Linked DNA regions of Mus musculus: region 1 is linked to region 2. The links are chromatin loops, found by intact Hi-C in ENCODE. Cell type or tissue: gastrocnemius. All regions are shown on one strand.

Region 1 (5,000 bases), 93 kb before region 2:
CATGTGAGTTGGCGGTGACACTTGTGACAGAGACTTTTCTCTCCAGCGCTAGGTAAGGGTCCCTACCAGCTGTCCAGTGTGGCGGCTGGCGGTACTCTTGTGGCCACGAAGGCAGTAGACAGTGACATAGCCCTTGTGAGGGCAGAGGATCTGGCGCCAGGGGACATTTCAAGCTTCCTGCTGACAGCTGCTCTGTACAAGGCCAAGGCCCATGGTAAGGCCCACCCTTTGGCTCCTGTCCAGCCGTCTCAGAAAAGGCGGTGTTGATGGGGGTGTGGGGGACGCTGAAGCCTGCAGCCACCCACAGGGCTCCAATCCCACTTGTTGTTTCTAGTTCTGACTAGTTTTTTTTTTTTACCTCTGTGACCCCAAACTGCCTACGATGGGACTGAGACAGGTTTTCCCCATCCCCACCCTCAGCCAGACTATTGTTGTAACGAAAATCCCAAATCCTGGGGTCAGCATCTACTCTCCTTTCTCTTCCGGCTTCCGGCTTCTCTCCCCTCCTTGCTCCCTTCCTCTCTCTTTTCCCCTCACCTCCCCCTCTCTTTGCCCCTCCCCTTTTTTTTCCTCCTTCTTCTCTCCTCCTTTCTCCCTCTCACTGAGTCTTAAGCACAGGGCAAGCACAGGAACCAGAGACATTAAGGGACACAGTCACTGTCCAGCAGGAGTTCCAGTCCTATGGTACACATCAGCAAGAAAGAGACGACTTTAGAGTCAGATGTGGGGTCTGCCCGTCGGGGCAGCTTAGGGCCTCCTGGGATAAGGGATTCCTGTGACAGGAAGAAATGGAGACGGTTACATATTATGAGACTGCTGAGTTTCTGGAATCACCGGATCCACTTGTTCTCTATGCTCAGTGGACTGTCCCCCTGTAGAAGGACCATTCCTATCTGTTTGGTGCCAAGCAGAGCAGGCCCCAGGACAGGCAAGGCTTTCTGGTGGAAAAGGAGGAGAGACAGGACAGAAGACAGAGGCAGCTGAGGCCTTCTGTAACCTCCCGCCTCCGTCCACAGAGACGATGACCAGAGGGTGGCCCGTGAGTGGGAGGGAGAAGCAACAGGGGAGCAGGGTCCAGCTAGTCCCCAGGAACCTGTCATCCCAGCCACTGAGTGTGAGAGCACACATGCTGGCATGCAGTATCCCCAAATCTGTTCTCTCTGCATGCTGACCTAACTAACTCCTGTGGCTCTGCAGACCCTGACGTGGTGTCCCTGGAGGCGGCTGACAGACCCAACTTCTTCCTGCACACCACAGCCAATGGCTCTATAGGGCTGGCTAAGTGGCAGCGCGATGAGGCCTTCCATCAGCACGCTTCCTTCTCGCTGCACCGGGGGACATGGCAGGCTGGCCTGGTGGCTCTGGAGTCCCTGGCAAAGCCTGGCTCCTTCCTCCACTCATCAGGCCTTGAGCTGGCACTGCGGGCATACGAACACACGGAGGTGTTTCGTGGTGGTGCGCTCTTCCGCCTTCTGGGTAAGGGTCTGCCGGGGCATCGTTCTTGGATCTGGGGCTTCTGCCTCACTCGGTGGCATTCCCTGCCCTCTCTCCTCTTCTCTTTCCCCAGAGGGCAAAAATCTCAGCCTTTTGACAAAGGTGGAGGGCTCCCTGGGGTTTACCCCTGGAACAGGAGGTGGTCTGATCTCCATGCTGGCAGGTCAGGGAGTGGTGGCAGGATGGACTGAGACCTAAGTCACTCTTGTAGTGTAAAAATAGACAGTCTGTGTGAAAGTGAGAGGAACCGTGAGCCTGCTGGAGGCTCATAGTGCGCCTGGCTTCTGTTTCCTGCCGAGGGTACATATTGTCCCCATCCCTAGGAGTTTAAGGTACACCCGTGGGGACTCAGGGCTGAGAAGCTAGCAGGCTCTCCAGACCATGTCCCCAGTTGTCATGGATGCAGCCTGCTTAAACTCACTTCTTATTTTCTCTCTCTCTCTTTTTTTCTGGGTGTACTTACATGCCCTCACCACAGGGCTGAGCTGGGATAATTCTGGGCACTAGTGTTCAGCCTCTCTCAGTCCAGAGACTTGGAGGGGATTGTCTTTCTAGATGCCAAGCCTTTGGGGGCTGCCTACCCCACCTGTGAGTGGCGCTACGATGCCTGTGCTAGCCCCTGTTTCCAAACCTGCCGGGACCCACGGGCAACCAGCTGCCAGGATGTGCCCAGGTGAGACCAGGCGGTCGTGGGCACGACGTCAACGCCTTTGAGACAGTTTGAGCGCACCTGCGAGCACATGTGTAGACAGACCCTTGTGTGGGTGGGTGCCAGAGTGTGTTCTAAGATGAGTATGGGAGTGTGTCTGTGTCAGGGAAATGTGCCTTTGTGTATGTCTTAGCCATTTTTCTCACGTGACAGAATGGCTGACAAGAGAAGCTTAAGGGGGCAGGGAAGGGTTTATTTGGGGACACAGTTTAAAAAAAGGACCCAGTCCATTGTTGTGTGGAGGCACAGCAGTGACTCTATGGGGGACATTCAGATTCCAATCACAAAAGTATGTGCATGCCCCATATAAATGTGATATATTCATATTGTATACTGGTGCACGGAGTGCATATAGCTTGACTGTGTGCTTGTATGTACTAACTAGGTATGGGCTGTATATGGCCATATTCACACATCTGTGTGAGCTGATTATATGCAGTTGAGCGTGGTTGAGAATATCACAGGGGTGTGTAAACTGGTATCTGTGGGCATCTACATAGGTGTATATGTATGTGTGCACTGGGTCTATGTTTTAGCTTTTTTGACAGCCTTAGAAAGAGCCTGTGGGCTGTGCGGGAACGGGCCTTGCAGAGAGTCTGATCCTGTGGACAGGAGTGCACAGAGCCACACACTGTTCATACGTGTCTCCCTGCTGGCCAGGAAACAAGAGCATGAGGCTCACATACATGGGCACAGGTGCTAGTGTACATGTGTGTGACAGGTGTCTGTAGAGCTTCCCATGAGGGTGTGTATGATAAGCATGCATTTACACGTGTGCCATACAGATGATGGGGCCTGTGTTCTATCCATGTTCTGGTCACTAGCTAGCCCCCTGCTCTGTCCTTAGGGTAGAAGGCTGTGTCCCTGTGTGTCCCACTCCTAAGGTCCTGGATGAAGTCACACAGAGATGTGTCTACCTGGAAGACTGTAAGCGGCCCGGGGTTCTCCTTTCTCCTTCAGACTCCCTCATGTCTCCAGGGGTCACTGAGAAACTCTGCTCAGGGTCCTACATTCTGGAGCAGCTGGCTTCCAGCAGGGCCCTGGAAGGAAAGATCTTCATTGATCTGGGTTTTTTTTTTTCTGGTCCCCGTTTCAGAGAAAGGTAACGTGGGCTGTGGAGGTCTTGCTTGGGGTCTGGTTTTGGACAGAGTCCATCTTGTTGTTTTCTGTGGACAGAGGCCTTGGCTGTCTGCCATCAGAAGCTGTGTTTGACCCATCAGTTAGGGTACCAGTCCTCCAGCCCCTTACCTCAGCACTACCCTTTAAGGACAGCTAGGGGCAGTCGCTCTTTTTCTGAGCCTCTTCTCTTGTCTGTGCTAGGTGTGGAGCCAGCCCCGCGGGGTCCCACGGAGACCCTTGGCAATGAGACTCTGGTACCTGGTCAAGTGCCACCCACCACCAGTGCCGAGCAGCAGCTTCCACAGGGGCTCCCTGGAGCCTCTGCCTACAGCCCCGCCCCTGTTCCAGTAGCCCCACCCACCTCAGCCCCAAACCCACCAATGGCTGCCACGGAGGGGCAAGCGCCATCTCCAGGATCCACCCAACCCACACTGCAGACACCCCTGGGCCTTACAACATCTAACTTTCCTGCTGGCCACACAGAGGCCACAGCCAGAGAGGAAGGGGCTGCCAGCCTTCTAACCACTTCTCATCCCCCAGGGTTCTCGTCCTCCCTCCCTAGTTCCCTGCAGATGCCCACATCTGGCATTGTATCAGGTGCAACAGAGACAACCAAAGTGACCATAACCTTTACAGGGAGTCCCAACACCACTGTCGCTTCCCGGTCACCCCCTATACCTCGCTTCCCACTCATGACCAAAGCTGTGACAGTCCCAAGTCATGACTCCTTTCCTGTTAAAACCACACCTCTGCAGCCCTCTTGGCTATGGAGCCTCTCTTCCAGACCTATGACTTCCCTTGGAGCTACGTCCTGGCCCCCCACCTCCCCGGGATCCCACCTGTCAACTGCAGTAACTAAGGTGGCAAATAAGACAATGACATCCCTGTCTGTCCTGGCCCAGAGCACTTCAAGTTCCAGCCAGCCCCTGGCTGCAGTGACCACAGCACACAGGGCTCCTGCCAGTCCCCTTGTCACCAAGGGCTTGGAGGTGGTGTCAGCCACAGAGAAGGGAGAAGCTGGGCACAGCCAGCTTACAGAGTTGCCAGTGTCCCCACCCCCAAGCCCAGCCCCCATCGACCTGCCTCACCCAGCCCAACATACCACCACAGCCCCTGGGCCTTCTGCTCTGTCCCCGGGGATCCTGGCTGCTGGCAGTCCATCCACAGGTGCTCACAGACCGGGGGCCACAGCTTTAGCTTCTCTAGAGCCAACTCGGCCACCCCACCTTCTCTCTGGCCTACCTCTGGACACCAGCCTGCCCTTGGCTAAGGTGGGAACCTCTGCCCCAGTGGCCACACCTGGCTCCAAAGGCTATATCCCCACCCCTCCACCTCAGCACCAGGCTACAACTTTGGCTACGGCCATGACTGTGAGCCCACTTACTCAGTCACTCAGTCTGACAGTGCCACTCATGTCTGCTGTAGAGGAACAGGCACACTCACCTAGCCCCAAGCCTCCCCAAGGAACAGGTATGGCTCCAGACCAGATGCTGGGAGCCACATTGCCAAGCTTTGGAGCCTCCTCTGTGATTGCTGGGGTGCCCCCCACAGTGTCTGCGGCCCCACGGAAGAGCACCACCCAGAGAGCAGCCATTCTATCTAAGAAGGTGTCTCCACCCACCCTCATCTCTGACTCTGTCCAGGGTGGGTTCACAGAACTCACACCTATAGTGAGCCA
Region 2 (5,000 bases):
CGGGACATAGACTTGACAGGCCCCGACGGCTCTCTCTGCTCCTTTGAGACAGCAGACGACTTCTATGATGACCCGTGTTTCGACTCACCAGACCTGCGCTTTTTTGAGGACCTGGACCCGCGCCTGGTGCACATGGGAGCCCTCCTGAAACCGGAGGAGCACGCACACTTCCCTACTGCGGTGCACCCAGGCCCAGGCGCTCGTGAGGATGAGCATGTGCGCGCGCCCAGCGGGCACCACCAGGCGGGTCGCTGCTTGCTGTGGGCCTGCAAGGCGTGCAAGCGCAAGACCACCAACGCTGATCGCCGCAAGGCCGCCACCATGCGCGAGCGCCGCCGCCTGAGCAAAGTGAATGAGGCCTTCGAGACGCTCAAGCGCTGCACGTCCAGCAACCCGAACCAGCGGCTACCCAAGGTGGAGATCCTGCGCAACGCCATCCGCTACATCGAAGGTCTGCAGGCTCTGCTGCGCGACCAGGACGCCGCGCCCCCTGGCGCCGCTGCCTTCTACGCACCTGGACCGCTGCCCCCAGGCCGTGGCAGCGAGCACTACAGTGGCGACTCAGATGCATCCAGCCCGCGCTCCAACTGCTCTGATGGCATGGTAAGGCGGGGGGCTCAGGAGGATGAGCAATGGAGGCGGCGCCTGGGGTATCTGCAACAGGTTTCCGAGGCCCTTGGGGTGGGGGTGTCCCTTATACCTAGATGCTCCTGGCATCTGACACTGGAGTCGCTTTGGAGACCCAGGGCATCTATGATTCTGCCGATTGGGGGTGGAACACTGCTGCGCAGACCCCGGGATATGCTTTTCCTTCTCATTATTACCCTAATGCAGATTATTGTTCCTGAGTGACTGTCCACTCTCAGTTTGGCCCCGCATGCGACAGCTTCCAGTGTGTGGCTGGCTCCTACCACCTGGGGCTGACCCAGTCCTGGAACCAGCAGCTGAGACTAAGGGAGTGAGGGAGGGGTGATGACAAGGAGTGTTGCTTGAGACCCACTCGGGCCCTGTAGACCTAACTCTGTTATCCTTGCTATTCGCAGATGGATTACAGCGGCCCCCCAAGCGGCCCCCGGCGGCAGAATGGCTACGACACCGCCTACTACAGTGAGGCGGCGCGCGGTGCGTATTCTCAGCTGTTCCCAGCTAGCAGGCCTTTATCGGCCTTCTGTATCCCCCTTGAAACTTTCCTCGCTCCCTAGGCTTAGTATCCTCTTCCTGCCTCCACCACATACATACCCGTACCTTGGGATGGCGGGGGGGGGGGAGGCTGGGGGGGGAGCATTGGGGGAGGGGACAAAGAACTATGATGCACACCTTCCTCTCCTTTCTCCTTCCAGTCTAGCAAGTCCTCAGTTTCCCTTTTGCTACAAAGCTCCGTGCCTATGGGCAGGAGACTTGAGAAGGGCCGCAAGTTTGGATTACTAACCTTCCACTCCCCTCACAGAGTCCAGGCCAGGGAAGAGTGCGGCTGTGTCGAGCCTCGACTGCCTGTCCAGCATAGTGGAGCGCATCTCCACAGACAGCCCCGCTGCGCCTGCGCTGCTTTTGGCAGATGCACCACCAGAGTCGCCTCCGGGTCCGCCAGAGGGGGCATCCCTAAGCGACACAGAACAGGGAACCCAGACCCCGTCTCCCGACGCCGCCCCTCAGTGTCCTGCAGGCTCAAACCCCAATGCGATTTATCAGGTGCTTTGAGAGATCGACTGCAGCAGCAGAGGGCGCACCACCGTAGGCACTCCTGGGGATGGTGTCCCTGGTTCTTCACGCCCAAAAGATGAAGCTTAAATGACACTCTTCCCAACTGTCCTTTCGAAGCCGTTCTTCCAGAGGGAAGGGAAGAGCAGAAGTCTGTCCTAGATCCAGCCCCAAAGAAAGGACATAGTCCTTTTTGTTGTTGTTGTTGTAGTCCTTCAGTTGTTTGTTTGTTTTTTCATGCGGCTCACAGCGAAGGCCACTTGCACTCTGGCTGCACCTCACTGGGCCAGAGCTGATCCTTGAGTGGCCAGGCGCTCTTCCTTTCCTCATAGCACAGGGGTGAGCCTTGCACACCTAAGCCCTGCCCTCCACATCCTTTTGTTTGTCACTTTCTGGAGCCCTCCTGGCACCCACTTTTCCCCACAGCTTGCGGAGGCCACTCAGGTCTCAGGTGTAACAGGTGTAACCATACCCCACTCTCCCCCTTCCCGCGGTTCAGGACCACTTATTTTTTTATATAAGACTTTTGTAATCTATTCGTGTAAATAAGAGTTGCTTGGCCAGAGCGGGAGCCCCTTGGGCTATATTTATCTCCCAGGCATGCTGTGTAGTGCAACAAAAACTTTGTATGTTTATTCCTCAAGCGGGCGAGCCTCGAGGCTCGCTCGCTCAGGTGTTGGAAATAAAGACGCTAATTTATACAAAGTGGCTCTGGCTTTTCCTAAGGGGATCAGAAAGAAACTCTACGAACTGGGCGGGCTGTCTCGCAGCGACCCCTGTAGGTGGCAGAAGGGTAGCACGGAGGCTGGGTAGTGCTGGGTAATGAAGAAGGGCTGGCAGACCTCCAGCTGTAGGGAATTCCCCAGGCCTTGCCTGCCGCACCCAAGAAAACCAGTGGCTCCGGTGGAAAGATGCACGTAGGTTGATGTTCGTTTAAAAATACAAAAAGCCAGATGTGGCGGCTCATCCCTGTAATCTCAACATATTTGAGAAGCCGAGGCAGGAGGATGGAGGCAAGCTGGAGGCCACCCTGGCGATAAAGACATAACCTCTTTAAAATACAAAATTAAAAGTTGGTGTTAAGGAGGTGCTCAGGTGATAGAGCACTTGCCTAGCATGCACAAAATCCCAGGCTCAGTCCCCAGCACCATATCAACCTGTCATGGGGGACACAGCTGTAGTTTCAAGGCCCGGAAGGTAACACAGGAAAATCAGAAGTGTGTGGCCATCCTTAGCTACACAGCAAGTTCCAGGCCAGTCTGGGATACATGAAACCCTGCCCGTAGAATAATGGATTAATTAAAAAAAAAAAAAAACAACCAAAAAACTAGTTCTACCCATTTAAGATTCTGGCAGAATGAGTCTGTCTAGGACCAGTTATTGTTACTTTCCAAAGTCTCCTTTTAGGGACTCCCAAGTGTGTGCTAAGCTGAGAATGGCTCCCATCCACACAGTGTGTCCAGAAGGCTCTGTGAGAGCGTATGGCCCTGGATCCACACAACACCCTCACACGTGTGGAGGAGGGTGGGAAGATACAGTGCAAGAAGAGACAGCTAAAGGGCCCTGGGGATGGGTTATGAGCCATGTGGTGTATGCAAGCCCTTAACGATAGTGGGACTGCACAGGGACAGCACAGTCAGGAGCCAACCCTCAGAACATCTTCCACTGTCTCATCTCATTCGAAGATAGAGGCTCAGAGCCTGTGGGAGGAGGGAGGGGCAGAAGGGACCAGTATATCTCTAGAGTTGTGGTGCTTCCATCAGACTGTGTAGAGGGCAGGGGGAGGCCATTGGTGCAGCCAGAGTGCAAGGTGAGCTTTCTGGACAAAGTGCTATTCAGATGTGTCAGGAGAGACAAGTGTAGGCAATGCACAATGGCCGTGAGGGACCACACACACACACACACACACACACACACACACACACACCTCTATTCTTCCCTGGAGTGGCCTGGCATACATTCTCCCTCCCTTTAACACTTGTCCCTAGGCCCTCAGTACCTCCTGCATTCCTTTTGTACAGATCCTCTCCTTAACTTCCCATAGGCCAGGTTCAAGACACAGAAAAGACACCTTCAGGAAGGACCACTGCATGCAGAGAGTGGACTCTGCCTACCCTGCAAGACCATCCTGGAGGAGATGCTCAGAGCTTTTCCGTTACTCTGATGTTCCATTGGCCTCTCAGAGCTCTGTAGGGTTCCTTACACACTCTCTCGAGGCCCCTCAGGGATCAGTCATAACTTGTCCATTGGACATATGCCAATCCTGTCCTCAAGGGGAAGAGGCCACTGAACACACGTCCTCCCTTTGGGAGGCAACCAGACACTTGGGGGTTGAGCCTCTTCACAATTGGTCGCATCATGATCGATGACACATAGAACACAGACCGTGCATACGGACAGGAGCAGTAACACAAGCAGAGAGCTGCCAGGGAGAATCCTGAAGGGACTGGACAGCAGAGGGAGCTCACAGCTGAGGCACAGCAAGCACAAAAAGAGTGGGGCAACCTTGTAGACCCACAGCTCCTCATGAGAAGGAGCTTAGGAACACCGAGATGAGACAGGACCACATGGGCCTTGGCTGAGCTGCGTTCGGAGGGTAGCGGGGAGTTGCAGAGGGATCAACCCAGGGAAAGAACAGAAATAAATCTGCATTTTAGAATGATCCATTTGGACTGGTAGAGCAAACAGGAGGGAACAAGATGAGACAGATGCTTTGTGACTTTCCTGGGGGGAGGTGAACATATATCACCTCATAGAGAGAGGAAGCCAACAGCCCAAAGATTTCATCCATTCCAGCATGGCAAATGAATGAACATCCGGGGTTACTTACAGGGGAGTGGGATGCACAGTGAAATCCCACTCCTAGAGAAACATTTAAAATCCTTTTGAATATTTTTTGGTGTGTGTACATATGTATGAATGTGTGCATGCATGTGTGTGTGTGTGTGTATGTGTGGTGTGGTGTGTGTGTGTGTGTGAGTAGGTGTGTACCATGGTGCATATGGACGGTCAAAAGACAACTTGAAGGAATTTATTTTCTCCTTCCAATGCATCAGGGATTGAAATCATGCCATCCACCTGAGCAGCAGGCATCTTTACCTACTGAGCCATCTCACCAGGCCCCAGATTTTTTTTAAACCTCTTATATGCTTCAGAACTAAAAAAAAAAAAAAAAAAAAAAAAAAAAAAAATCTATTTTACTTTTAATTATGTGTCTGTGTGTGGGCATTTGCATGTGTGTCTAGGTACCCACAGAGGTCAAAGGCATCAGACCCACCCACTCCCACTCTCCAGAGCTTAAA

Evidence for each region. Hi-C counts contacts between places; a loop is a spot of excess contacts. Peaks named below come from ENCODE experiments on the same cell type or tissue, not always from the same donor. Only the 100,000 strongest peaks of a DNase experiment are listed, where the experiment ranks them.
Region 1: it touches region 2 in a loop (8-fold over the local background); 28 of 42 quality-filtered maps call a loop at or near these places.

What each region holds. Positions count from the first base shown.
Region 1 is chr7:46,283,697-46,288,696 of GRCm38, forward strand. Otog (otogelin) reads left to right here. Exons shown (of 56, transcript NM_013624.2): 32 at 47-214; 33 at 1,198-1,476; 34 at 2,050-2,167; 35 at 3,051-3,130; 36 at 3,524-5,000. Among named protein-coding and RNA genes, the nearest start is that of Otog, 45 kb to the left of the region's middle. In gastrocnemius, a CTCF peak has its summit at 1,971; a DNase peak (open chromatin) is centred at 227; H3K4me3 peaks cover 347 bases; H3K27ac peaks cover 997 bases.
Region 2 is chr7:46,376,697-46,381,696 of GRCm38, forward strand. It overlaps Myod1 (myogenic differentiation 1), which reads left to right. Exons shown (of 3, transcript NM_010866.2): 1 at 1-603; 2 at 1,044-1,122; 3 at 1,448-2,396. The coding sequence ends at 1,698. Among named protein-coding and RNA genes, the nearest start is that of Myod1, 2.7 kb to the left of the region's middle. In gastrocnemius, CTCF peaks have their summits at 496, 1,701 (motif pointing right), 2,482 (motif pointing right) and 4,154 (motif pointing right); DNase peaks (open chromatin) are centred at 498, 1,608 and 2,493; H3K4me3 peaks cover 2,473 bases; H3K27ac peaks cover 2,424 bases.